Regions from separate parts of the Homo sapiens genome. Here all the other regions are linked to region 1. Evidence: chromatin loops called from intact Hi-C (ENCODE). Cell type or tissue: PC-9. All regions are shown on one strand.

Evidence for each region. Peaks named below come from ENCODE experiments on the same cell type or tissue, not always from the same donor. Only the 100,000 strongest peaks of a DNase experiment are listed, where the experiment ranks them.
Region 2: a loop joins it to region 1, with 7 times the contacts of the local background. A loop is called at or near these places in 2 of 110 quality-filtered maps.
Region 3: a loop joins it to region 1, with 6 times the contacts of the local background. A loop is called at or near these places in 6 of 110 quality-filtered maps.
Region 4: a loop joins it to region 1, with 4 times the contacts of the local background. A loop is called at or near these places in 7 of 110 quality-filtered maps.
Region 5: it touches region 1 in a loop (6-fold over the local background); 2 of 110 quality-filtered maps call a loop at or near these places.
Region 6: it touches region 1 in a loop (14-fold over the local background); 5 of 110 quality-filtered maps call a loop at or near these places.

What each region holds. Positions count from the first base shown.
Region 1 is chr10:72,168,808-72,172,807 of GRCh38, reverse strand. The region is part of intron 5 of ASCC1 (activating signal cointegrator 1 complex subunit 1); the gene reads left to right. Among named protein-coding and RNA genes, the nearest start is that of ANAPC16, 45 kb to the left of the region's middle. In PC-9, no CTCF peak of the experiment used is centred here; DNase peaks (open chromatin) are centred at 1,517 and 2,356; H3K27ac peaks cover 2,177 bases.
Region 2 is chr10:72,273,101-72,277,100 of GRCh38, reverse strand. It overlaps DDIT4 (DNA damage inducible transcript 4), which reads right to left and starts at 3,177. Exons shown (of 3, transcript NM_019058.4): 1 at 3,041-3,177; 2 at 2,680-2,944; 3 at 1,065-2,406. The coding sequence starts at 2,884. The coding sequence ends at 1,913. It overlaps DDIT4-AS1 (DDIT4 antisense RNA 1), which reads left to right and starts at 3,390. Exons shown (of 2, transcript NR_186445.1): 1 at 3,390-4,000. RefSeq lists enhancers at 1,011-1,534, 2,803-2,922, 3,633-4,000. In PC-9, CTCF peaks have their summits at 1,978 and 2,178 (motif pointing left); DNase peaks (open chromatin) are centred at 100, 880, 2,210 and 3,300; H3K4me3 peaks cover 3,882 bases; H3K27ac peaks cover 3,861 bases.
Region 3 is chr10:72,105,657-72,109,656 of GRCh38, reverse strand. The region is part of intron 9 of ASCC1 (activating signal cointegrator 1 complex subunit 1); the gene reads left to right. Among named protein-coding and RNA genes, the nearest start is that of SPOCK2, 19 kb to the right of the region's middle. In PC-9, no CTCF peak of the experiment used is centred here; DNase peaks (open chromatin) are centred at 56, 2,096 and 2,526; H3K4me3 peaks cover 403 bases; H3K27ac peaks cover 4,000 bases.
Region 4 is chr10:72,096,373-72,100,372 of GRCh38, reverse strand. ASCC1 (activating signal cointegrator 1 complex subunit 1) reads left to right here. Exons shown (of 10, transcript NM_001198800.3): 10 at 2,923-4,000. The coding sequence ends at 3,039. Among named protein-coding and RNA genes, the nearest start is that of SPOCK2, 9.8 kb to the right of the region's middle. In PC-9, no CTCF peak of the experiment used is centred here; a DNase peak (open chromatin) is centred at 2,422; H3K27ac peaks cover 3,118 bases.
Region 5 is chr10:72,047,180-72,051,179 of GRCh38, reverse strand. No RefSeq gene overlaps it. Among named protein-coding and RNA genes, the nearest start is that of SPOCK2, 39 kb to the left of the region's middle. In PC-9, CTCF peaks have their summits at 2,248 and 2,450; a DNase peak (open chromatin) is centred at 2,439.
Region 6 is chr10:72,078,649-72,082,648 of GRCh38, reverse strand. The region is part of intron 1 of SPOCK2 (SPARC (osteonectin), cwcv and kazal like domains proteoglycan 2); the gene reads left to right. Among named protein-coding and RNA genes, the nearest start is that of SPOCK2, 7.9 kb to the left of the region's middle. RefSeq lists an enhancer at 1,088-1,872. In PC-9, no CTCF peak of the experiment used is centred here; DNase peaks (open chromatin) are centred at 498 and 1,878; H3K4me3 peaks cover 1,045 bases; H3K27ac peaks cover 3,915 bases.

The sequences.
Region 1 (4,000 bases):
TAAAAATATAATATATAATATATAATATAAAAAATATAATATATAATATAAAAATATATAATATATGTAATATATATAATATAAAAATATTATATATAATATATATATTATATATTTTTAGAGGAACTAGTGTAATTTTACCTTTAAAACATCTCAACATTGGGCTGGGTGCAGTGGCTCATGCCTGTAATCCCAGCGCTTTGGGAGACTGAGGCCAGCGGATCACTTGAGGCCAGGAGTTCAAGACCAGCCTTGTCAACATAGCGCAACCCCATTTCTACAAAAGAAAAAGAAAAAAAGAAAAAAAAGCCCAACATCTATAAAAGCTTAAAAACAAACTGTTTCCTCTTTTATTTGTGCTTAGAGTTTTTCTTTTTTTTTTTTTTTTTTTTTGAGACTGAGTTTTGCTCTTTTGCCCAGACAGCAGTGCAGTGGTGCAATCTTGGCTCACTGCAACCTCTGCCTTCCGGGTTCAAGCGATTTTCCTGCTTCAGCCCTCGAAGTAGCTGGGATTACAGTTGTGCACCACTAGGCCTGGCTAATTTTTTGTATTTTTAGTAGAGACGGGGTTTCACCATGTTGCCCAGGCTGGTCTCGATCTCCTGACCTCGTGATCCGCCCGCCTCGGCCTCCCAAAGTGCTGGGATTACAGGCGTGAGCCACTGCACCCAGCCTTGTGCTTAGAGTTTTTCTAAAAAAACTTCAAAATTGTTAAATGTAACACACATCAGAAGACGATACAGAACAAATGGATGCTTTTATAACCACCGTGTAGGCTGGAGATACAATCTTATCAGCACCCTAGACTTCCTTGTCTTGCCTTTGTCTTCTTCCCCTGAAGGGTAACCACTGTCCCAACTTTTACAGTAATCACATCCTTAGTTTTCTTTAGTTTTATCACCCAAGTGTATTTCCCCAAAGATGCCTTAAAAAACATTTTGGGAAGGGGGCATGTGACAGGCAGAACAATGGCCCTCCAAAGATATTCACATCATAATCCCAAAACCGGTGACTATTACCTTTTATGGCAAAAGAGACTTTGAGATGTGATAAAGTTAAGGATGTTGAGATGGGTCTTTATAAGGGAGTTGGGCTGGGCGCGGTGGCTCACGCATGTAATCCCAGCACTTTGGGAGGCCGAGGTGGGCAGATCACTTGAGGTCAGGAGTTCGAGATCAGCCTGGCCAACATGGTGAAACCCCATGTCTACAAAATTAGCTGGACATGGTGGCGGGTGCCTGTAATCCCAGCTACTCAGGAGGCTGAGGTAGGAGAATTGCTTGAAGCCAGGAGGCGGAGGTTGCAGTGAGCTGGTATCTTGCCATTGTACTCCAGCCTGGGCGACAGAGCAAGACTCCGTCTGAGAAAAAAAAAAAGAGGAAATCAGGAAGGTCAGAGTCAGAGAAGGAGAGGTGACGATTAAAGTGGAGATTGAAGTGATGTGACTCTGAGCCAAGACATTCAGGTAGCCTCTAGAAGCTAGAAAGCTCAAGGAAGTGATTTGCCCTGGAGCCTCCGCAAGGAATGCAGCCCTGCTGACTCATGTTAGACTTCTGACCTCCAGAAGATGGTAGGATAAGTTCGTATTGTTGTAAGCCACAAAGTCTGTGGTAATTTGTTATAGCACCAATAGAGAATTTATACAGGAAGTAGTTTTAAACTCACAGAAAAGTTGAAGAAAAGAATAGTATCCTTTATTCAGATTCACCTATTGTTAATATTTCACTATTTGTTTTCGTATTCCATTTTTATCTTTCTCAACTGCTTTAGAGTGAGTTGCACATGTCATAGCCCTTTAACCCTAAATATTTCAAAATATTTTAATTAAAAATATTGGGGGGGGTGGGATCTTGCTATGTTGTCCAGGCTAGTTTTGAATTCCTGGTCTCAAGCTATCCCCTCAGCCTCCTGAGCAGCTGAGACTATAGGCGTGCACCACTGTGTCTGGCAAAATTTTTTTTTTGCATAATAATGTTATAGTTCTCAACCTCAATACGTTTAACATTGATAGTTTTATCTAATTTACCATCCACGTTCAAATTTTGTCACTTAATCCAGTAATATCCTTTGTAGCATTTTTTCCCTCTCTAGTTTGGGATTCAGTCTAGGATTAGGTGTTGTATTTAATTGTCATGTTTCTAGCCTCCTTGAATCTGGAACATTTCCACAGGCTTTCTTTGTCTGCCTTTCTTTCTTTTTTTTTTTTTTTTTTTTGAGATACAGTCTCACTCTGCTGTCACCCAGGGTGTAGTGCGGTGCTGTGAGCACCACTGCACCTTGAACTCCTGGGCTCAAGTGATCCTCCTGAGTAGCCAGGATTCCAGGCACGGTGCCACGCCGGCTCTTTGTCTTTCTTGACATTGGCTTTTTAAATAGAATGCTTCTCACTTTTGATCTGTCTGGCATTTCCTCATGAGTAGACTTAGGCATTCCTGGATGGAGCATTGCATAGGTGATAATGTGTCCTTCTTAGAGTATACAGTGTCCCTCATTGGTGATGTTAATTTTGACACCATCCAGTCAGTGTTGATTAATTTCTTTATAGTTACTATATTTTTACCTTTCAACCGATAAGCAGTCTAGAAGAGGACATTTTAAGACTATGCAAATATTCTGCTCCTCAACAAAATTTCTCCTTAGATTTAACATCCTTTAATGATTCTTGCCTGATTTTTTTTTTTTTCTTTGAGACGGAGTTTCACTCTTGTCGCCCAGGCTTTAGTGCAATGGCACGATCTTGTCTCACTGCAACGTCTTCCTCCTGGGTTCAAGCAATTCTCCTGCCTCAGCTTCTTGAGTAGCTGGGATTACAGGCACGTGATACCATGCCCTGCTAATTTTTGTGTTTTTAGTAGAGACGGGGTTTCACCATGTTGGCCAGGCTGGTCTCGAACTCCTGATCTCAGGTGATCCGCCCATCTTGGCCTCCCAAAGTGCTGGGATTACAGGCGTGAGCCACCACGCCCGGCCTTGTGTTTGTTGATTCTTTCTTAACCCCCTCTAGTGTGGATTTGATATTCATTTAAAATACAGTTGGGTTTATTTTTAGTTTACTTTCAAATTAGGTTTCTTTCCCTTTTCCATACTTGTTTATTTTATGTTTGAATATGTAGACCATTAACGTGCTTCCAAAAGTCAAAACTATGTAAGAGGCATACATACCCAGAAGTGTCACACATTCTTGTATTCTTTCTGCCCCTTTCTCCTTCATCCCTTGTGGGTGACCAATATCATTGTTTTCTGGTTTATTTGTCCTGTGTTTTTTTTGTAAAAATAAGCATATATATATTAATGTATGTTTTCTTATTTTCCCTTCTTTCTTAAATGGTAGCAAGTATAGAAGCTCTTCTGCACTTGTCTTTTTTTTTGAGACAGGATCTTGCTCTGTCACTCAGGCTGGAGTGCAGTGGCACTATCACAGCTCACTGTAGCCCCGACCTCTGGGACTCAAGTGATCCTCCCACTTCAGCCTCCTGAGTAGCTGGAACTACCGGCATGCATGTGCCACCACACCCGGCTAATTTTTGTATTTCTTGTGTAGACGGGGTTTCACCTTGTTACCCGGGCTGGTCTCAAGTGATCTGCCCACCTTGACCTCCCAAAGTGCTGGGATTGCAGGTGTGAGGCAACCCGCCCTGTCCTGCACTTTGCATTTCTCATTTAATAATAGGTCCTGAAATATCACTCCAGATCATTGTATACATGTGTTTATACATAGTTTGCAACCATTCTATACTTGAGCATTTAAGTGTTCTGCAGTAATGCTGTAATGTCTAACCTCATGCATACATATTTTACGTTGTTGATGTATCTTCAGGATAAATTCCTAGAAGTAGGATTGTTGGGTATATTAATCTGCTCAGGCTGCTGTCATAGAATACCACAGACTGGGTGGCTTAAACAATAGAAATTTGTTTTCTCTTAGCTCTAGAACTTGGAAGACTAAGATCAAGGTGCTGGCAGGGTTGCTTTCTGCTATAGCCTCTTCCTGGCTTGCAGA
Region 2 (4,000 bases), 100 kb before region 1:
ATGCAGATTCCTGGGGCCCTGGCCCGGATGCACTGAGAATCTCCAGGAGGGCCCATGTGATCTGATTACACACGCTCAAGTGCAAGAGCCACTGTTTTAGTCTTGAGCAAACAAGGCCTGTCTGGGACCAGGAAGAGAAACAAGGGAGATAAAAACTCTCCAAATGCCAGTTGGTGTGGGTGGATGTAATTCCAGGGAAGAAGGGGGAAAGGCCCTGGGCTTCATCTGGCCCAACTCCAATTTGCCAATTTTTCTGACAAGGAACTTAGGGCCCAGAATGCACAATGCATCTTTTGTTTTTAGAGACAGGGTCTTGCTGTCACCCAGGCTGCAGCCTTGAACTCCTGGACTCAAGCAATCCTCTGGCTTCAGCATCCCAAGTGGCTGGGACAACAGGTCACAGAGGACGTCTGGGTGACCCAAGGTATCGTTAAGGTAGGCCTGCTATTTCCTTGCTCTCTAAGCCCTTAGCACTCCTTCCCTCACCTGTGTGTGTGCAAGGAGTTCTGCACCTGCCTGGTCCAGACTTCCTTCCAGTGGCAGCTCATGCCCCTCTTGGTTCCTTGTCCAGTGAGAGGCATGAGCTAAGTAGCATTTTTCAAACTCCCCCTCTTAGTCTTTTTAAATCCAGAGATAAGATTTGTAATTTTCATGATGGTAGAACAACTGATTTTTTTCTCCCAGAAAGAAAAAAGGTATTTTCTAGTTCTTTCACTGTTTATTAAAGACCTTGGGCTCAGTGGGCCCTCCTGTCTGGGCCTTCTAACCGGGGCAGCCAGGTGAGCTCTCCCTCTGGAGACTCTGGCTCGGTGGGAGGTCTGACTCACCCCCTACCTTCAGGGGTTTCCAGTGTGTTCTCCTAGTAGCTTCAGCCAGCACAGGGCCAAGGGTTCTTGGCACAGATGGCACACGGTACACATACCTCTGTCACCAGGCTGGCAGGCAGTCCCGGAAAGGGATGGAGGAACACACAGGTGGACCCCAGGGCCTGATGAGACCTGCCTTTCACTAGCACCCATCTCCCTCCTTTTCACTTCATGGTACTGATGAGAGACTCAACCAACTGTTTTAACAAACATGTTTATTAGAAAAGTAAAAAATATTGCATAGGTCTTAATACTTGAACATCAAGTGTATTCATGAACAGTGAGTATCTTATCTTCATGTAAACAGTTCTAGATGGAAGACCCAGATGGCACTCCTCCCGGGGAGGGGTTCCAGCCCCCACCCTCTCAGCCCCTCCCCTGCCAGCTCAACTCTGCAGTACACGATGGGGGAAGGCTTAAACGCAGCTGCCAGGTGTAATTTTTCAAGTGTCAAAGATCCCAAGTGATCCCTGACACCCACCCCTTCCTACTCTTACATTCATGCGTCTGTAAGATAGCTGCCTACAACAGGTCAGTAGTGATGCTCCGATCAGAAAAACAAGATACAAAACAAACAACAAACACACTTGGTCCCTTCAGACCAGTAAGATACACAAACCACCTCCACGACCTCCGACCTCCCCCCTCCCTCCGGCTGCTCTGAGGAGCACGTGCCTCTTCCTTCACCCTGGGCCGGGCTGGGGCGGGAGCAGCCCAGCTGCTCTCTGGATGTCACACCACTGTTAACTGTCAGTAACAAAAATAATAAGGTACATGCTACACACACATCCAGCTGGAAGCCTTGTTGGCCCCTAAGCCTTTGTTTCATGCTACAGTACTGAGGGGTATGTGTCCCCAATGCACAGCCACCCGCACACAACTCAATGAGCTTCCTGGGAAACACTATTCCCCCACCTCCACCTTAGGTGGCTGCCTCAGTTTTCCAACCACAGGAATCAGTCCCTCAGCTCCTGCCTCTAGTCTCCACCCCAAAAGTTCAGTCGTCTCTGTCTTGGAGGGCACTGTCGGCCCCCTCAGGTTGAAGTTCAACACTCCTCAATGAGCAGCTGTTCCGAGCTGTACAGCTTCTTCTTGATGACTCGGAAGCCAGTGCTCAGCGTCAGGGACTGGCTGAAGCCAGGGAGGAAGGGAGAGTTGGCGGAGCTAAACAGCCCCTGGATCTTGGGCCAGAGTCGTGAGTCCAGGCGCAGCACGAGGGTCAGCTGGAAGGTGGGCACCAGGCTGGGGTCGAGTGCCAGCTGGCCCACGCTGTGGCAGCTCTTGCCCTGCTCCACGCAGACGTCCAGCAGCGCCCCCCGCAGGCCGCACGGCTCGCTGTAGGCCAGGCGCAGTAGTTCTTTGCCCACCTGGCTTACCAACTGGCTAGGCATCAGCAGGCGCGCAGGGCGTCGAGAGCCCAGCCGCGCCTGGGCCAGGCTCTCCTGCAGCAGCTGCATCAGGTTGGCACACAAGTGTTCATCCTCAGGGTCACTGAGCAGCTCGAAGTCGGGCAACGACACCCCATCCAGGTAAGCCGTGTCTGGAAAGGAGAGCACACAGGAAGGGGTATTAGAGCGGCTTCAAAACGAAACGCACAGGCGGGGGAGGTGCTGTTTCCTTAAGAAACCAACGCTCCTTCCCACTCCGTGCCTCAGTTTCCGCCTCACTCACCTTATACTCCAATTCCCCCTGCCCCCAAGCAATCTGGGTCCCGATGGGATAGGAAGCCAAGGCGGCTCTGACCCCTTCCAGCACCGGGGCTTCCCCACCTTCCCGGCCCCTCGAGTCGCGTCGGCACCCGCCCACCGCTCACCTTCCTCCGGCCCGAAGCCACTGTTGCTGCTGTCCAGGGACTCGCAGTCCGAGCTCTCCAGGCTCGTGGAGCGGTCAAACCCCTCCTCCCGGGTCGCCGACCCCCAGGCTGAGCGCGGCGGCCGATCTGGGGTGGGAGTTCGGGGCAAGGACGAGGGCGAAGAGGAGGTGGACGACGACGAGAAGCGGTCCCAAAGGCTAGGCATGGTGAGGACAGACGCCAGGGCGTTTGCTGATGAACTCAGAGTGCCGGAGCGTAGAAGCCGCTGTAAGACAAGAGGGGGACCGACCAGGCGTCAGTCTGGGGACCAGACCAGACCAGACCGCGAGCTCTAGGACCCACACACAGAAGGGACACTCACCAGCTAGCGCGGTCAGCGAGAACTGCTAAGACAAGTGCGTCCTGCCGCTTGAATGGGTGTGCGAACCCGTGCCAACCACCGAGAGCCGCCCAGACCCGTCCCAGGTCCACGCTCGCACCTCCCCCTTGGCCTGCTGCGCCCTAGCACCAGCGCGGAGCAGCCTATAAGGACTAGCGCGGCGAGGCCACGCCTTCTCTGCGCCACGACCCAATCCAGACCCGGGAGTGTGGCCCGCCTTGGCCAATGGACTCCGGGCGCACGTAAGCAACGTTCTCTCCTGCCCGGTGACAGCGGCCGGGCCCCGCCTCCATTGAGCCCCAGAAAGCTCGCAGTCGAACCCCGACCCACCGCCACGCCCCCTTTCTGGAAAGGATCCGCGGCGGCTGCAGCTGCCAAGGTCCCCGAGGGCGCTCGCGGCAGGGGAGGATCAAGGAAAGACTTGTTTATTATAGGGTTGCATTGCTGGAGGAGGGGACAGCCCGTGACCAGGCTAGGAGGAGAGGCAGGGAAGCGTGAGGGGGCGGCGGGCAAGGAAAATGGTTGCCCCCAGCGTCTTGGATCCTAAAGCTTCGGGAACAACTGGGCACACACGGGGGGGATGCCCGTGGGACGGCGGCGCAGGAGCAGACGTTAGCCCGGCCTGCCCTCGCGCCCTTACCCCCTCTATCCCTGCTTTGCAAAGGCTCGGGATATGGGGGTGGGGTCCACAGACTGGGAAGCTCCGGGCACCATGCTGCCCCTTCCCCAAGGCCCCACCTGCCCATCCTGGCTGTTACTCTACAGCCCAGGACATAGGTTAATGGGGATCCCTGCCTCCTCCCAAACCCTATCTGCTTCCACTTCCAACTGCTCCCAAGGAGAGGGCTTGAGGAGAGTGGTTAGAGGAGTGTGGATGGGCCCGGGTTCATAGCGCCCAGTGCAGGGATGGAAGCGAGGATTCACAGCAGTCGGACTCACAGA
Region 3 (4,000 bases), 63 kb after region 1:
TTGGCCTTACCAGCAGTCTTAAACTTGATAATCCTTACATCAGCAGTGAGCCTCAGGCCAAATTCCCAAAGTGCATCCCTGAGTGATTATTTGAAGGAAGTTTTCAAGCCTTCCCTCCCTGGCTCTGTTTGTCTGCCTTCTGCCAGCACATCCTTAGGTCAGGCTAATGCTCATTTGAGCATTCCTCTTGCTCACTGCAGCAAGACAGGCAGGTGATTTGAGAGCAGGATGAGTGAGGGGAAGTTGCTGTTCCCATTCTGTGCAAGGAATGCCATCTCAGTCAGTGGAGAGGGGACTTGGGCTCTGGGGACACACAAGCCTTTTGGTACTATTTTAATGGAGACAAAAACAGGAGTGGCCTGCTGATGGGTTGAAAAATCACAGCTGTTCTACTGACTTAACAGCCTTTTTGCTGCTCTCCTAATAGAGGCCACGATGTTGATAAGAATTGCTCCTCCCACAGACTGCCCTTGACCTTTCTCCTTGGATCTGAGGTGCCCCAGGCCTTCTGGAAGGGCATTATGTCCTCTCTTTTATTGGCTATTATTAGCTACTATAATATTATTGGCTCTCACACCACTGATCACTGCAGTCTGATGTTTCAGATTAAAAGTGGCATCTTGGGCAGAGTTAAGCTGTGTTTGGAGATGACTCTAGGATAGTCACTACCTGCCACCCTCATTGTCTTTTATTCTGAAGTAGATGTTCCTATTTTGGTCTTTAAAAATATTACAGCCCTATGAGACCAGATAATGACTGTAGAGCCTGTAAGCTGTCAGAGTACCTGATAAACCTTCTTCCTTTTTTCTTTTAAGGATACTCTGCATTTTGGTTCCTGCAGTGATGCATTAGAGATTATAGTCAGTGAGTGACAATAATAATCAGAGCTCAAAATTTCATCTTATAATTTATCTTTAACTGCAGAACATCTTTGTAAAGGATCATCCCTGTTTAAAGATGGAGAAATTGGGGGAGGGAGTGGGTCTGTAGTCATTGATAATGTCGACCAGCAATAATGGAAAGGATCAGAACTCAGTTTTTAAAAGTTTATTCAAGTGAAAAGCTGGGAATGGCCATTTGGGAAACAGGGACTTCACAGAAATGAGGTCAGTGCTTAAAGTTAAAAGTTAAGGTCCTGCTTATATAGGCAGAAAACAAATTTAGTAGGATTATAACATTTTCTATACAAGGTTGGTTTATGAGCTATAATTTAGTTAATTACAGTTTGTTTTCTTTTCTGTACAGCTTGTTTTCACTTCCTTTCCAACTTAGGAGTGTAGGACCTGGCATGGTGGCTCACGCCTGTAATCTCAGCAGTTTGGGAGGTGGAGGTAGGAGGATCACTTGAGCCCAGGAGTTTGAGACCAGCCTGGGCAACATGGAAAAACCCTGTCTCTATAAAAAATGCAAAAATTAGCCAGGCATGGTGGCATGCACCTGTAGTCTCAGCTACTCAGGAGACTGAGGAGGGAGGATCTCTTGCGCCTGGGAGGTGGAGGCTGCAGTGAGCTGTGATCACGCCACTGCACTCCAGCCTGGCTGACAGAGTAAGACCTTGTTTCAAAAAAAAAAAAAAAAAAGAAAAAGAAAAAGAAAAAGAAAGTATTTAACATACCATCCTAGATGATGTGATAGTCTTTTAAGTCTTTGTATGAGAAATGTAAGAGGGAAGTTTAATCAAAATGAAGATCAACAGTTAAAAGGGAAGGGATCTTCTCTGGCACTGTTTATTCATTTACAACCATTTACAAAACAGTGTAGGTGAGGAAAAAGGCTAATCTATAATCAGAAAAACAACAGTTACAGCTGCCCAGGTTACAGATACAAGTTTAAGTGACTCACATAATCACATTCCCTTAAGCCTTACAATATGTTAAGATTCCAACAGCTTAGATTTTGAATTACTTATTTTCACAATAGGAAAGCATTAAAAACGTCTAGTCTGCCCAAGAAACTTTTTGTGCCCTTTCTTCAGTAGAAAAGAAATATCAATTTTTTTGTACCTAGGTGAAGGTATGTGTGTCTGTGTGTAGAGGAGCATGACTTACCTTAGGGTAAACAGACTCAATTACATTCTTCTGTGATGATGTTTAGAAAGAATCCACTTGGGCACAGCCCATGTGAGTATTTTTAAAGTAGATGGAAGGTTTTTTTTGACCCCGGATGTGGTGGATCTCCATTTCCTTCTTGCCTCTTCCTACCTCCCACATTTGGTCTCCTCAGAAGTAATCTCACAGGTGGCCCAGAAGACAAATGCACGGTATTTGGCAGAAACTCAGAATTTTTTTTTTTTAGGTTTGAGGAATTTTAATAAACATAACTTTGAAACAAAATTTATTTTTTTGGGGGGGGGGTAACTTATTTGTGAACTTAATTCTTTTTGATGACTTAACTCCCAATAAAGTGATCTTAATTCTGAGTGAGATTAGTAACATGACATACGAAGAACCTTGATTTTTTTTTTTTCAAAATCGATTATATTTTTAGTCTGGTATTTGTATCTTTCTGTTTGCTCCCTGAAGTCATACTAGTCCTGTACCTACATGCCTCTTTTATGAGGAATGCATCTGAAATATACCATTATTTGTTTTGATGTTTTGCAATTGGGATCTTCCAAGGGCTGTGATGATAGCTTTTCACATCATTTGCTCCTCATTCTTTGCTATCTGGTTGTATATGCACAGCCTAAGGATGGACCTGCTTCCCCACTTGGCATTCTTTGGTACATATTTGTTATTGGAATTGAGAGGCCCATACACACTGCCTTGTGGACGTGGCCTTCCACTGGCCTGTATCCTAGGCCTCATCCCAGGAACTCTTAAATTTCTCTGACAGTATTAGTGGTCCTAGCTTGTCCCTGTTTCTTATATAAATGGGGATAATAATGCTCAGCTCTGGTTTATATCATAGCAATTTTTTTGGAGTTAATGAGCTGGGCTTTGTAAGACACTTTTAGATCCTTAGATGAAAGGTGTTATTTAACCACAGCAAGGCTTCATACTGGGAGTGCCTTCCCAAAGAGCTCAAAGTACTTGTCAGCCTGTCTTCTGTTCATACCATCCCTCATAGGGAGGTAGGTGGTTAAGTGTTATTATTAAGTACAAAATAGTGTTACTACTTTTATCTATAAACGGGATAATTGTGAGAAATAGAAGTTGGTAAACAGGCTGTGGAAGAAAAACACTGGGAAAACCTCAAAGTAGCATGCATTTGCTATTCCTATTCACTCTGCTTTGAGTTTCAAAAGTCTGATTGCCATACATGAGAACAATAGCATCCTTTCTTAGAGAGAAATATGACCTAGAACATCCTTCTAAATACTTGAATTAATTGAACCCCCTGTACTTACTTTCAGTTGCATCAGATTATATTCTAAAGGTTGGTTTATCTCATGTGTGTCAAGAATGATTATAAATAGCGTAAGACTTGAATATTTTGAATTTTCATTTTTAACTTCAAAACTGAATTTCTTCTTATTCAAGTAGTATTGAGACAGCAAATAGTTCACCGAGGCCACCAGCACAAGAAGTAGATTTTCTTAAAAGAGGGATCTTGGAAGAGAGTAACCACAGCTTTGTCTAAGATTGAAGAAAAGAGCGAGCCTCATTTGGGAAAGCCAAGTGAGCAGGGATCCCCAGCAGATTGTCACTGTGCTGTTGCGGACTGGCCATTTATTCGGTTCTATAGCCCGAGGTCACAGATATAAGAAAAGGCCCCTCTCCACCCTCCTCCCCACCTCTGTTTGAGATTGCCAGTTTCATTTTGGCAGCCTTGTTGCATTTGGAGTTATTTCTGGTCTTTGATGGCTGTGTCACAGGGCAATGGGGAAGGAGTAGAAGCTTTGAAACGAATGCAAGGAAAAATAACCACAGTGAGCCCTTAAATCTTGCTATTTGTTTTCTTTCAGTGTATACCACAACATTACCAGAAATCAATAATTCCCTTTGTGTTCTCCCTAGGAAAGAAACATGTACAAACTGAAAATGGTAGGCTTCACAGA
Region 4 (4,000 bases), 72 kb after region 1:
ATGCCTGTAATCCCAGCTACTCAGGAGGCTGAGGGAGAATAGCTTGAACCCGGGAGGCAGAGGTTGTGGTGAGCTGAGATCGCGCCACTGCACTCCAGCCGGGGTGACAGAGAGAGAGAGAGTCCGTCTAAAAAAAAAAAAAAGATATAACAATAACTAAGCAGTAAGATAACTGAAAAATTGCTAGTAAATTATCTGTTACTAAATCATAAACATAGAGGACAAGAACAGAGGTAGGAAGGGTGACATGAAGATTGGCACTGGCACTAGGGACGTCTGGATGAGAAATCCATTTGTTGTGATATTATCAAAAGGTATGAAAGAACATGGCGACTTACAAAGGTAAAATAAATACAAGGGTGATGATGGCAGAGAGATATTTAAAAACATCATAAGAAATACCATACGGAAATACCATATTGCTACGGAAATACTAATTTTCCATAGCACTTTACAGTTTACAAGATATTTTTTATTTTTTTTAAACCCTGCTCAGTGAGCACACAAGGTACTTGTACTAGCTTTTTTTTTGGTTTATTTGTTTGTTTGTTTGAGACAGAGTTTCTCTCTTGTTGCCCTGGCTGAAATGCAGTGATGCAATCTCGGCTCACCGCAACCTCCGCCTCCCAGGTTCAAGCGATTCTCCTCCCTCAGTCTCCCGGGTAGCTGCGATTACAGGCATGCGCTGCCACGCCTGGCTAATTTTGTATTTTTAGTAGAGACGGGGTTTCTCCATGTAGGGCAGGCTGGTCTCGAACTCCCAACCTCAGGTGATCCCGCTGCCTCAGCCTCTCAAAGTGCTGGGATTACAGGCATGAGTCACCGCGCCTGGCCTTGTACTTGCTCTTATGAGGTCTTTGCCCATTATGATCTTGTGCCCCTGTTGTGGTTGGTACAGTGGGTGGTGCCTTCTGTCCACAGTCACACAGCTTACATGTCTGGGCATACGTTTAGAATCCAGCACTCTTTCCACAGCCTGCTCTTGCCTTAGTGGATGTGAGAATTTATGTTTAGTTATCTCTCTCAATTCTTCTGTTATTGCATTGCAGTCACATCCCAGCTAACTTCATGATTGCTACATTTGCTATTTCCTTAAACCTGGAGTAGGAGAATATCCCTGGCAGATTCATGCTGTCTGTAGGCCATCTGCATAAGGTGAAGTGAAGTCATGGGTCGGTCACTTGCAGCTTCTCACTGTGGCCTCCCCACTACTTGAAAACATGGGCACAAAGAGAAGAAGGTAGCACTCACAGGCTGCCAATCCTTAAAAAGTAACTTGTTGAAAGTATTATGAGTTTCCTTTTAGTTTTCTTTTGTATTGTCTTTTATTGCTTCTTTGGTTATAGCTTTTCTGTACCTAGAAGGCTTCAGTTTGCAGAGCTATAAATCTGTCAGTCTTAGTGACGTGTCTTTCACTTCAAATTAGTGTTCAGCAAAGGGATTAGCAGATAACCATTTCAGGCTGAATTTCTTTACATAAAAGGGTGGATATGGTTTAAGCAGGCTGCCAAAGCCAGGAAGAGAAGTTAATTGTGTAAATCAATGCAGGCAGGAGCTGATCACCTTTCTGAAACACAAGACAATGCAGCATACAACCTCTAAATAGATCTTTGGGGTCAAGTTGATGTCATGTTGAAGAATCAATATTTACTGGGCTTTATAAAGTTAGCCTTTAATGAACCCTCAGGCATTTTGCTAGGCCATTAATTGCAGGAAGAGGAAAAGCAATGGTGGCCAAGGTCCATGTTTGTGGAGGTTGTATAAAAATAAGTGAAAAGACAGTCACTTGTCCATGTGCAAAGGTCCCCTCAGGCATCGTTGGGGACATGTGTCACAAGCCTTTCTTGGGGCCAGGTATGGTGGCTAATGCCTGTAATCTCCGTGCTTTGGGAGGCTGAGATGGGAGGATTGCCTGAGTTTAGGAGTTGAGGCCATGATTGCACTACTGCAATCCAAGGCACTCCAGCCTGGGCAACAAAGCGAGAGACCCTATCTCTAAAAAACAACCAAGGCTTTCTTGGGATTGTACTGACATTTTAAGAAAGAGCAATTCCTACATCCTAACAGAGGAAGGTACGCTCTTTACTCTTTGACGCTCCTTATTCAGGCACTATGGCTGCATTTTCCTGGGATGAATTCTGATGTCATTTTGGGTCCTGCCTTATAAATGTGGTAATCACAAAGTCCAGTCCCTCTTGGAGTATGTATGGTTCATCCCTCACTCTGACACACTTTTGAAAGCTTTTGTAAAGTACAGGATCATAGCAAAAAGTATTTATTTTAGGTCGCTGGCTTGAATCCAAGTCTAATAAAGGTATTTGATAAGTAATCACTTGTACTTGTTCTGTTGGCAGTAGAAGTGTCCCTTGGGTTGTTCTGTGTGTGTGTGCATGCTCTGTGTCCCTCAGTGGTTTGTCTGAATCACTTGTGAGTCAGGAGCCTTATCTTCTATTTATTTTAGTCAGCGCTCCTAACAAATGGCGTTGATTAGATATATGTTACGTCAAATTTAACCCTGGTGCAACAAAGCCGAGATCCCTGCATGGTCAGTCACTGGAAGTCAGAAGCAGCCTGGTCAGACTCTGTGAGTCAGGGTGTGGCCATGGGGCGTTTGCTATAAGTTCTTGGTCATATCTGGTCAGTAGATGAATTTCGGATTTGACTTTTCAGAACCTCTTTCTCTGGTGCATTTGTCAGGGGAGACTTTAGAATTAATCAGAGAGAAGAGCTGGCTGTTCTTTTCTCACTCCCACCCCCATCCCTCCTCTCCTGGATCATTATTCAGAGTAAACACTGAAAAGAAAAAGCATGAGAGATTTGTTGGGATTGTTGTGGTTTGGTGTTTTTACAAGATAATCTGATGTTTAATATTTTCATCTATACTTTAAATATTCATTCTGGGTTTTTATTCTTCCTTTTCAGTTGTTTGAGAACTTCTACTTTGGCTCCCTAAAGCTGAATTCAATTCACATCTCTCAGAGGTTCACCGTAGACAGCTTTGGAAACTACGCTTCCTGTGGACAAATTGACTTCTCCTGAGGTGGATCTTGGAAAGCACTAGAAACTAAACATCTTCACCAGGTGCTGAAGAAAAGTGTCTTCGTTTTAATTGCCAAGCAGGGATGTGGACATTTGGATGGTGACTTTCCTGGGTGGTTCCCCATAGATTCACCATTGCCTCTAATGGTGTCTACACCCGTCATACTACCAGCTGAGATGGTGGTGGGCATAAGGAGAATTTGTGCCTATAACCCTTAGTGTGTTCTGGTTTTTTTTCTTTTAATTTTTAAATTGTCGTAAAATACTCATAAAACATACTGTCTTCACCATTTTTAAGTGCACAGTTCAGTAACGTTAACTGTTAATACATTCATAATGCTGTGTGGCCGTCACCGCCGTCCATCTCCATAGGCTTCTCAGCTTGTAAAATGGAAACTGTACCCATTAAACAGTAATTCCCACTCCTCCCAGCCCCCGCAGCCACCATTCTGCTTTCTGTCTCTCTGGTTTTGACTATTCTCAGTATCTCATATAAGTGGAATCATACAGTGACTTGTCTTTTTGTGACTGGCTTATTTCACTTAGCATAATGTCCTCAAGGTTCATCCATGTTGTGTCAGGTGACAGGATTTCCTTCCTGTATTATACATATAATGGAATGTTCCGTTACATGTGCGTACCACACTCTGTTCCTCCATCAGTGAACACTTGGCTTGCTTCCTCTTGACTATTGGGAGTAGTGCTAATACAGACACGGGGGTGCAAATATCTCTTTGAGACTCTGCCTTTAATTCCTTTACCACCCAGAGTTTTATCTTTAGCAAAATAACCATTAAAGTTGTTTGCCTTTTACTTTGCTTGGTCTATCATTTTCCTACCAAAGTTTGTCCTCTTAATATTTGTTGGATTCCTGTTCCTTCACCCCATCCCCACCCTCATCTTCCCATGCCCCTGATGGAGTTGCAGTGTTGCAGCCCTTTTTTGTTTACTTTTCAAGGCA
Region 5 (4,000 bases), 120 kb after region 1:
TTCACATCCCTGTGCTTTTTCAGCGTCACCCTTTTCAGCACTAAGCACCCATCAGAAAGTGCCCTGGAGTGACCTGTCTGAACCGGAGAGAGGGCTGCTGCCAGGATGGGCACCGTCTCCCTTTGCTTTCACTGGTTGCTTGGTCAGCAGGGGCAGGGTTTTAGAAACAGGACTGTACCAGCCAAGAGCCTTTGGTTGCAAGTGACAGACACCTACCTAACTCTGACTGGCTTAGACAGAGAAATAATGTATTGGCTCTCACAGAAGATGGGGATCCTGCAGCAAGTCTTGGAATTGAAGGAAGAATTTGAGGAACCAGGTCTTTGGGGATGGCAACTGTGAGTTCAGCACCCCAGGGCTCCTCCATGCTGACCGTCTTTGCTTTACTGTTTCTTTTCACCTGTTGGCCTCATTCTGTCTGACTCCTGATGGGCTGTCTCCATGTAGCAGGGAACAAGACTGCCCCAGCAGACAGAGAGAGCTGGTTGCACCCGAAATCTGCATATTAATCCCAGGGAAGGACCCTGATTGGATCCGTTACTGTTGCCAGGTGGATGGAATGCAGTGATTGGCCAGGTCTGGGCCAGTCATGTGCCCATGCTTGCCTCCAGGGCATGGGTCTATTACCAGGGGAAGGGACCCTGGAAAGACACAAAACCAACAGCCCTCTCTATACAAGAGGTGAGTGAAATAGCTTGAAGGAAAACCCCTGGGGAGGTGTGTAAATGTCAAATTCTTTATTTAGCATGCTTGGGGACCCAGGATTTTGTAAAGATTTAGACTCTGCTGTTTCATTTCAACCTACTGACCCCACTTGGCCACATAACTTCATCCAACTAAGCTCATTGCTCACTGCTTGGTGAAGAAATATTCAAGGAAGGGATGGATGAATGTTACTGTGCATGACCCACACGTTCCTCCTCTGGGTCTTTCACTGCTCTATCGCCTGGAATATGCCTTGCACTCCCACCAGTTTCTGCTTGTCTTGTCATAGCCATCCTTGAAGCCCAGTTCAGGTGCCACCTCTTCCATGAAGCCCTCCCTGATCCCACTACCAGCAGGGTTTCTTTCTTTTTATGATCTTGTTTCAACCCACTTTTTTTCAGTGTTTTCCAGGTACACTTCCCCCCACTTTTTATAGACTCTAGCCTGATTTTGTGTTGTTTGTGTTGTGTACCGGTTTAGCAGAAAGAACTTTCCAATGATTAGTCCATCACTCAGCTGGGAGATGTGAGCTCTCCCTCCCTTGAGGCTTTAGAGCAGAGGCCTGTTTGCGGGATGTTGTAGAAGGGCAAGGGTTTCCTGGGGATTGCATGTTGGTTTTCTAGGGCTGTCATGAGAAATGACCATACACTGGGTGGTTTAAAACAACACAAATTTATTCTTCCACAGTTCTGGCAGCCAAAAGTTCAAACTCAAGGTGTCAGTGGGGTTGGCTCCTTCTTGAAGTTCTTGGGGAGGATCTGTGCCAGGCCTGTCCCCAGCTTCTGTGTTTGCCAGCCATCCTTGCATTCCTGGACCTGCAGATGCCTCACTCTAGGCTGTCTCCATTTCCATATGGCCTTCTCCTCTGTGCCTGTCTATCTTCCTCGTCTTCCTCATTCTTCTTCTTCTCCTCTTTCTCCTTATCCTTCTTCTTGTCCTCCTTCTTCTTCTTTTTCTTTCTTCTTCTTTTTTTTTTTTTTTTTTTTGAGACAGGGTCTCATTCTGTGGCCCAGGCTGGAGTGCAGCGGTATGATCATAGCTCACTGTAACCTCAAATTCCTGGGCTCAAGTGACCCTCCTGCCTCAACCTCCTGAGCAGCTAGGACTACAGGTGTGAGCCACCAAGCCTGGTTAATTTTTAAAAATTTCTGTAGAGACTGGGTCTTGCTATGCTGCCCAAGCTCATCCCAAACTCCTGGCCTCAAGCAATCCTCCTTCCTCGGCCTCCCAAAGCATTGGGATAACAGATGTGAGCCACTGCACCCAGCTGGTATTCTCCCTCTTCCTATAGAGACATAAATTGTTGGATTTAGGGCCCACCCCAAATCCAGTATGATTTTATCTTCAGGTGATTTACTAATTACATCTGTAAAGATCTTATTTCTAAAATAAGGTCACATTCCAAGGTTCCTGGCGGACACAAATATTTGGGACTTATTATTCCGCCCACTACAGGGATTGTGTGCTGGAGAAACTGAACATAAACCACAGAGGCCAGACGGGTAACTGGAGAGTGCGGGTCTCTGCCTGTCATTGTCAGACTTGGCTTTCCAAAGAAGCCAGAAATCTGGATTTGTACGTAAAATATCTAGATTTTTAAATGCTGGTAACATATTAAGAACCTGGTCCCTATATTCATGCTTTATAGATAGCACATCTATAGGTCGCATTCAGCCTGTAGAGCAACCAGTTTGTGACCTCTAGTGGAAGCTCTAAAACTTGGCTTCTGTGAGCTCAGAAAGACAGCACGGACCTATGCACTTCTGCCAGTAGCCACCAGAGGGCGTGCTAGGCATTGCGTCAGAAAACGCCTCTGGCAACCAGGCCCAGGAGGTGGCCAGGGAAATCCAACGGAGGTTTTTCAAGTCAGGGAGTGGATGGGATCGGGGGAGGTCTGGGATTAGGCTAATGACCAAAATTCATTCTATTTAACATTTACTCTTCCATAATTGTCTCTTAATCTTTTATGACTGGTACCCCTTGTCCACTAAAGATACCTGCTCCCTTGGCAGACAAAACAAGTTCAAAAACAGCAAAAGAATACTACAGGGAAAAGAAAGGAACAGCCAACAATAACCATTTGAAGACTTTTCTTGATTATGAATCAATCAATTAACTTAAGAAAATTGACACATGGCTGGGTGCGGTGGCTGACGCTTGTAATCCCGGCACTTTGAGGGCCGAGGTGGGCAGATCACTTGAGGTCAGGAGTTTGAGATCAGCCATGGCTAACATGGTGAAACCCCATCTCTGCTAAAAATTCAAAAATTAGCCGGGCATGGTGGCATGCGCCTGTAATCCCAGCTACTCGGGAGGCTGAGGCAGGAGAGTCGCTTGAACCTGGGAGGTGGAGGTTGCAGTGAGCTGAGATTGCACCACTGCACTCTAGCCTGGGTGACAGAGCAAGACTTCGTCTCAGAAAACAAACAGATAAACAAACAAACAAACACCCCTCATGTACCCACCCCTAGCTTCAACAATTAGCAACTCATGACAAATCTTGGTCCCTCTATGTACTTTTTGTTTCTTTGCTGGAATATTTTAAAGCAAATCCCAGGCATTGTATAACTGTATCCCAAAATACTTTAGATAGACACATTGTTTTATTTGTTCTTTTATTGTTGCTGTTGTTCTTTGTTTTCCACCAGAGAACTAACTCACAGCTAACTCTCATCCAACATGGGCGGATGAGAGCCCCTCTTAACTCGTCTCAGCCTCAGCTGTCTTAGGGGTGGGAGCAAACACCTTTTCCATAATTTCCATCTGTAGGTCCACTTTTCTGTTTTCCACCTTTTAAGAAATTTTTTAATGGAGATGGAGGTCTCACTATGTTGCCCAGGTTGATCTTGAACTTGTGGGCTCAAGTGATCCTCCTGCCTCAGCCTCCTAAAGTGCTGGGATAACACGTGTGAGTCACAGTGCTCGGCCTCTACTCATTTTTCAAAAATCAGATAGTATGGGTAAAACTCAGTGGTGTATTTTATTTTATTTTATTATTTTTGTTTATTTATTTTTTGAGATGGAGTCTCACTCTGTCACCCAGGCTGGAGTGCAGTGATGTGATCTCGGCTCACTGCAACCTCCACCTCCCATGTTCAAATGATCCTCTGCCTCAGCCTCCCGAGTAGCTGGGATTACAGGTGTGTGCCACCACGCCTGGGTAAGTTTTGTATTTTTAGTAGAGACGGAGTTTCACCATGTTGACCAGGCTCGCCTCGAACTCCTGACCTCAGGTGATCCACCCGCCTTGGCATCCCAAAGTGATGGGATTACAGGCATGAGTCACTGCGCCCAG
Region 6 (4,000 bases), 90 kb after region 1:
CTCCTGGACTCAAGCAATCCACCCCCCTCCGCCTCCCAAAGTGCTAGGATTACAGACATGAGCCACTGTGCCAGCCTCTAGCCTCTTATTCAGACCCCAATCTCATCATGAGGGCCCTACCCTGATGGCTTATCTAAACTGAATCCCTCCCCCAAGGCCCCGCCTCCTAATCGACTCCCATTGGAGGTCAGGATTTCAGCATATGGGTCTGGGGGGGACACAGATATGCAGTCCACAACCCCGTCTCTGCGCGTCTCCTTGCAGGAGCAATGTGGGTCTTCTAAGAGCCGTGGATGGGAAAAATGTATGCCCAGGCCTATGCCTGCATACACAGTTTAGATACCACTGTGCCCAGCCTCAGTGTGCAGACCTGGCCCGGCTGTGGCTCTTGAAGTGTGCCAGCCTCTGACCGCCCAAGGGCTTGGCCAGCATCCAGTTGCAGGTGTGGCTCCTTCCTTGGGGTTCCTGCAGCATTTATTGGCCATAACTCATTTGGCACAGGTTGGATGCTGCCTCATAGCATCACTTACACTGCGGGCTGTATCTTCAGAGTCCTTCTGCTGGTATTTGTAATGTGTGTTTGTCACATTCCTCCCATCGTGATCCCCTGAGGAGTGGGTCTGGGAACAGTCAGCCTTGTGTACCTTACCACCCCATCCCCAGAGCATTGCATGGGGTGTTTGGCACACAGTAGGTGCTCAATGTAAACGTGTGCACTGTGGCATGTTAGAGCCAGACAGGATCTCATCCAGCCCGTTCTCTGCACCCCTCCCTCCCCTCTCCAAGTAGCCCTGCTGTGGGTTCAAGTAAAGAGGGGCTGGGGCGCTGGTCTGATTGTGTGGGTGATTTGGGGAGATCTCTTCCTCTTCCGGAACCCCAAAAGGTTGGGACAAACACAGCAACAAGCCCAGCTCCCTGAATTTCAGTGATTCATTTGTGGGATAAAGGAGTGAATGATAAAGTGAAGGACGACTGTCCCCGCGTCTCCCTGTCCTTCAGCCCTCCGTGCCTATCCCTGGCTACAGCCAGTCTCCCACTTTATCCTGTGGAGAGGGTGCTCTGAGCCTCTTCCCCACTCCCACACCATATTATGCCCACAGAGTGGGCCAGCCACCTGTCAGACATGTGGATGGTGGAGACAGGGCTCCCTCGGGTAGAGAACAGATTCTGTAGGGTGGGGCGTCCAGCCCCCTCCTGCTGTCTTCCCCAACACCTGCCAGTCGGTCAAGGCTGCCCTGTATAGAAGGACAAGCCAGGCCCAGCTGGTGTCTTACCTCTGCCTGGATGCAAACAGCTCGCTCCTTCCCTGACCCCTTGTCCCCTGGCACAGGGCAGAGGACGCGAAGTCTCTGAAATCGTTCGGGCTCCTATTCCGCTCATCTCCAAGTTCTCAGTTTGGAAGAACTGGGGGAGCAGAATCCTGGAGACTCAGAAGCACTGAGCCCCACATTTCACAGGTGAAGAAACAGGGCCAGAGAAAGGGCAGGCACCTGCAACCCCACTCCTCTTGTGGCCTGGGGCTCTTCCCCTGCACCACGGCCTGTGGCTCAGCTCCAGCCCTGGGGTCTTCCTCAGACCTCCCTGGGCTTGAATTCTGACCCCCACCCCCATGTTCCAGGAGGGAAGCCAGGGTCCTGAGGCAGCTCAGAACATAGCCCCGGGCCCCTCACACCTCCCGCTGTTCTCTGCCCTTTATGGACTATTGGGGCCACCGCCCGGAGCAGGGACCAAGGACTAGGGCAGCCACCAAGATGCCACTGGACCAGCAGGGAGGTCAGGGCCCGGGCAGCAGGTGGGTGTTGGCGCAGGCATACCTGAGCCCAGGCCCAGCCCGGCTCCTGGCATGCAGGGAGTGATGATATGCACATTTTTGTCCTCCAAGGAAATTCCTCTGAGGGCAGAGGAGGTGGGAGGCCAGAGTCTTCTAGATGCCTGTCTCCTTCTGTTTATCCAGGCCTATCACAGCCTCTGCCGCCCCCTCCAAGAGAGGCTCAAGTATTTAATGACTGGCCCCTCTGCCCCCCACTTCCCAGCCACCCCCACCCCCTCACAGGGACACTGCCTCCCCAGGTGCCCTCTCCCAGGTGTGTGATGGGGTGTTAATCCTCAGCGGAGGAGGATCCCAGGTGTCCCCACTGGGCCCCACCTTGCTCTTTTCTGAGTCCTTCTGTCTGTGCCCTGTGGCTATTTCCAGGGAGGGCAGGAGGAGGCCACAGAGGCAAGCTTCTCTCCAGTCCTGGGCCTTCTTCAGTGGACTGGCCTCCATCACAGGCCCCGTTGCCTGAGGAATGAGGCCAAAATAATGGCAGATACAGGGCCTCTCAGAGGCTGAGCCAGGCCTGGCCCACTTCCATTTTTAGAGATTCTTGATCTATTAAAAAATGAAGAAATGCCGTAACAGGGTTAGGGAAATTGTGGTGTATTCAGTCTTATGATGACTGTCTTCTTTCCGTCCTGTCGCTGTGCCTCTGGCTGTGTGTCCTCAAGTGGAGACAATGTCAGATGTCCATATTGAGACCCCTTGTAACACTGAGACCCTACAGAACCTCTGCCCAGTCCTGTCCCTAGGCTCCCCGGGTGTGTGCCAGAGAACCCGGGGTTCAGGTGTCCTGTCTTGTGTCTTTTGAAAGTATGGAGCTTCAGTTCACAAAGTCCCCTTGCAGACATGATTGCCTGGGTTCTTCTGCAGCTCAGAGGGGAAGGCAAGGGGGTCATCCTTATTTTACAGCCAAGGAAGCCAGTCCAGCAAGGGAAGCGACTCACTTGCTGGCAGTCAGTGGCAAGGCCAAGCAGGAGCCCAGGCCCCTGAGTCCTTGGTGGTGAGGGGTGTAGGGGGTGAGGTCTCTCTGTCACACTGTGCTGCAAAGAAGCAGGTGGATCTTGACCCCATAAGCCAGGGTCTGGAGGGCTGCTCTTCTTTGCTGATTCGCTGCTAGGTCCCAAGCTTCATACCAGATGGAGAAGCTGGGAGAGATTGGGTTAATTCAAGCTGTGAAGTGAGCGGGTGATTTGGGTGCTAATTAAAATGACAGGAAGTAAACAGCACTTGGAAACACCCAGCATGTGCCCCCTAAGCCTGACTAGGCCTGCGCACTCACTGCTGTCTCCCCCAGCTTGGCTCAGTGGGCACCGTCTCCATGGCAACTGAGCTGAGCTGCAGAGATCAAAGCTGAAGATGGGTTAGCTCCAAACCAGCTGAACCAGGGGTCATGTGAAGGGGTTTCTGAAAAATGCCTGGAGAACGGGGGCCCCCAGGTGTCTTCCCCTTCCACCACCAGACCCTCCTCTCCTGGCTGCAAAACTCCCTGCCTAGGACTTGAAGCAGAGTTGGTGTGGTAGGAGAAACCACCTGTGGGCTGGGATTGGGCCTCCTGGGACCCACCCCTGGCCTAGGACTTTTTTCATCAGCTAACATTTATGGAGTGCTGGTTAGGGGCACGGATTCTGGAATCACAGTTCTGGGTGCAGCACTCTTCTCCTGTGCAATTGCTGTGTGACCCTGCCTAAGTCACTTAACCTCTCTGAGCCTCAATTTTATCATCTGAGACATGGAGATAATAATAGTAATGTTTCTTAGAGCTGTTGTGAAGAGGAAACAAGCCAATGAATGTGAAGTGTTTAGCATAATGCTTGCCACGTGGTAATTGCTATAAAGATGTCAGCTATTGTTAGGAGTGTGTATTACTAGGTACTAGATGTTGGGCATAGAGAGAAGAAATTTACATGGTCTCTGCTCTCAAGGAACTGGCTATTTAACTAGGGCGGAGTGAGGCAGAGGCGACATTGCCTGGTGTCACTGGAACAATGGTAGACTTCTGTGAGGCACAGCTGGCCTGAAGGATAAGGAGTGGGGCTCGGGAAGATGATGGCTGAGCTGGGTTTTGGGAGATGAGTAGAAATTCTGGGGCTGATGTGAACTTGCATTCTGGATGGAGACAGCTGTGCTGGGGTTTGGCCATGCTGGAACCTTGCAGGAAGGACCTGGAGCTGGGGTAGCCAG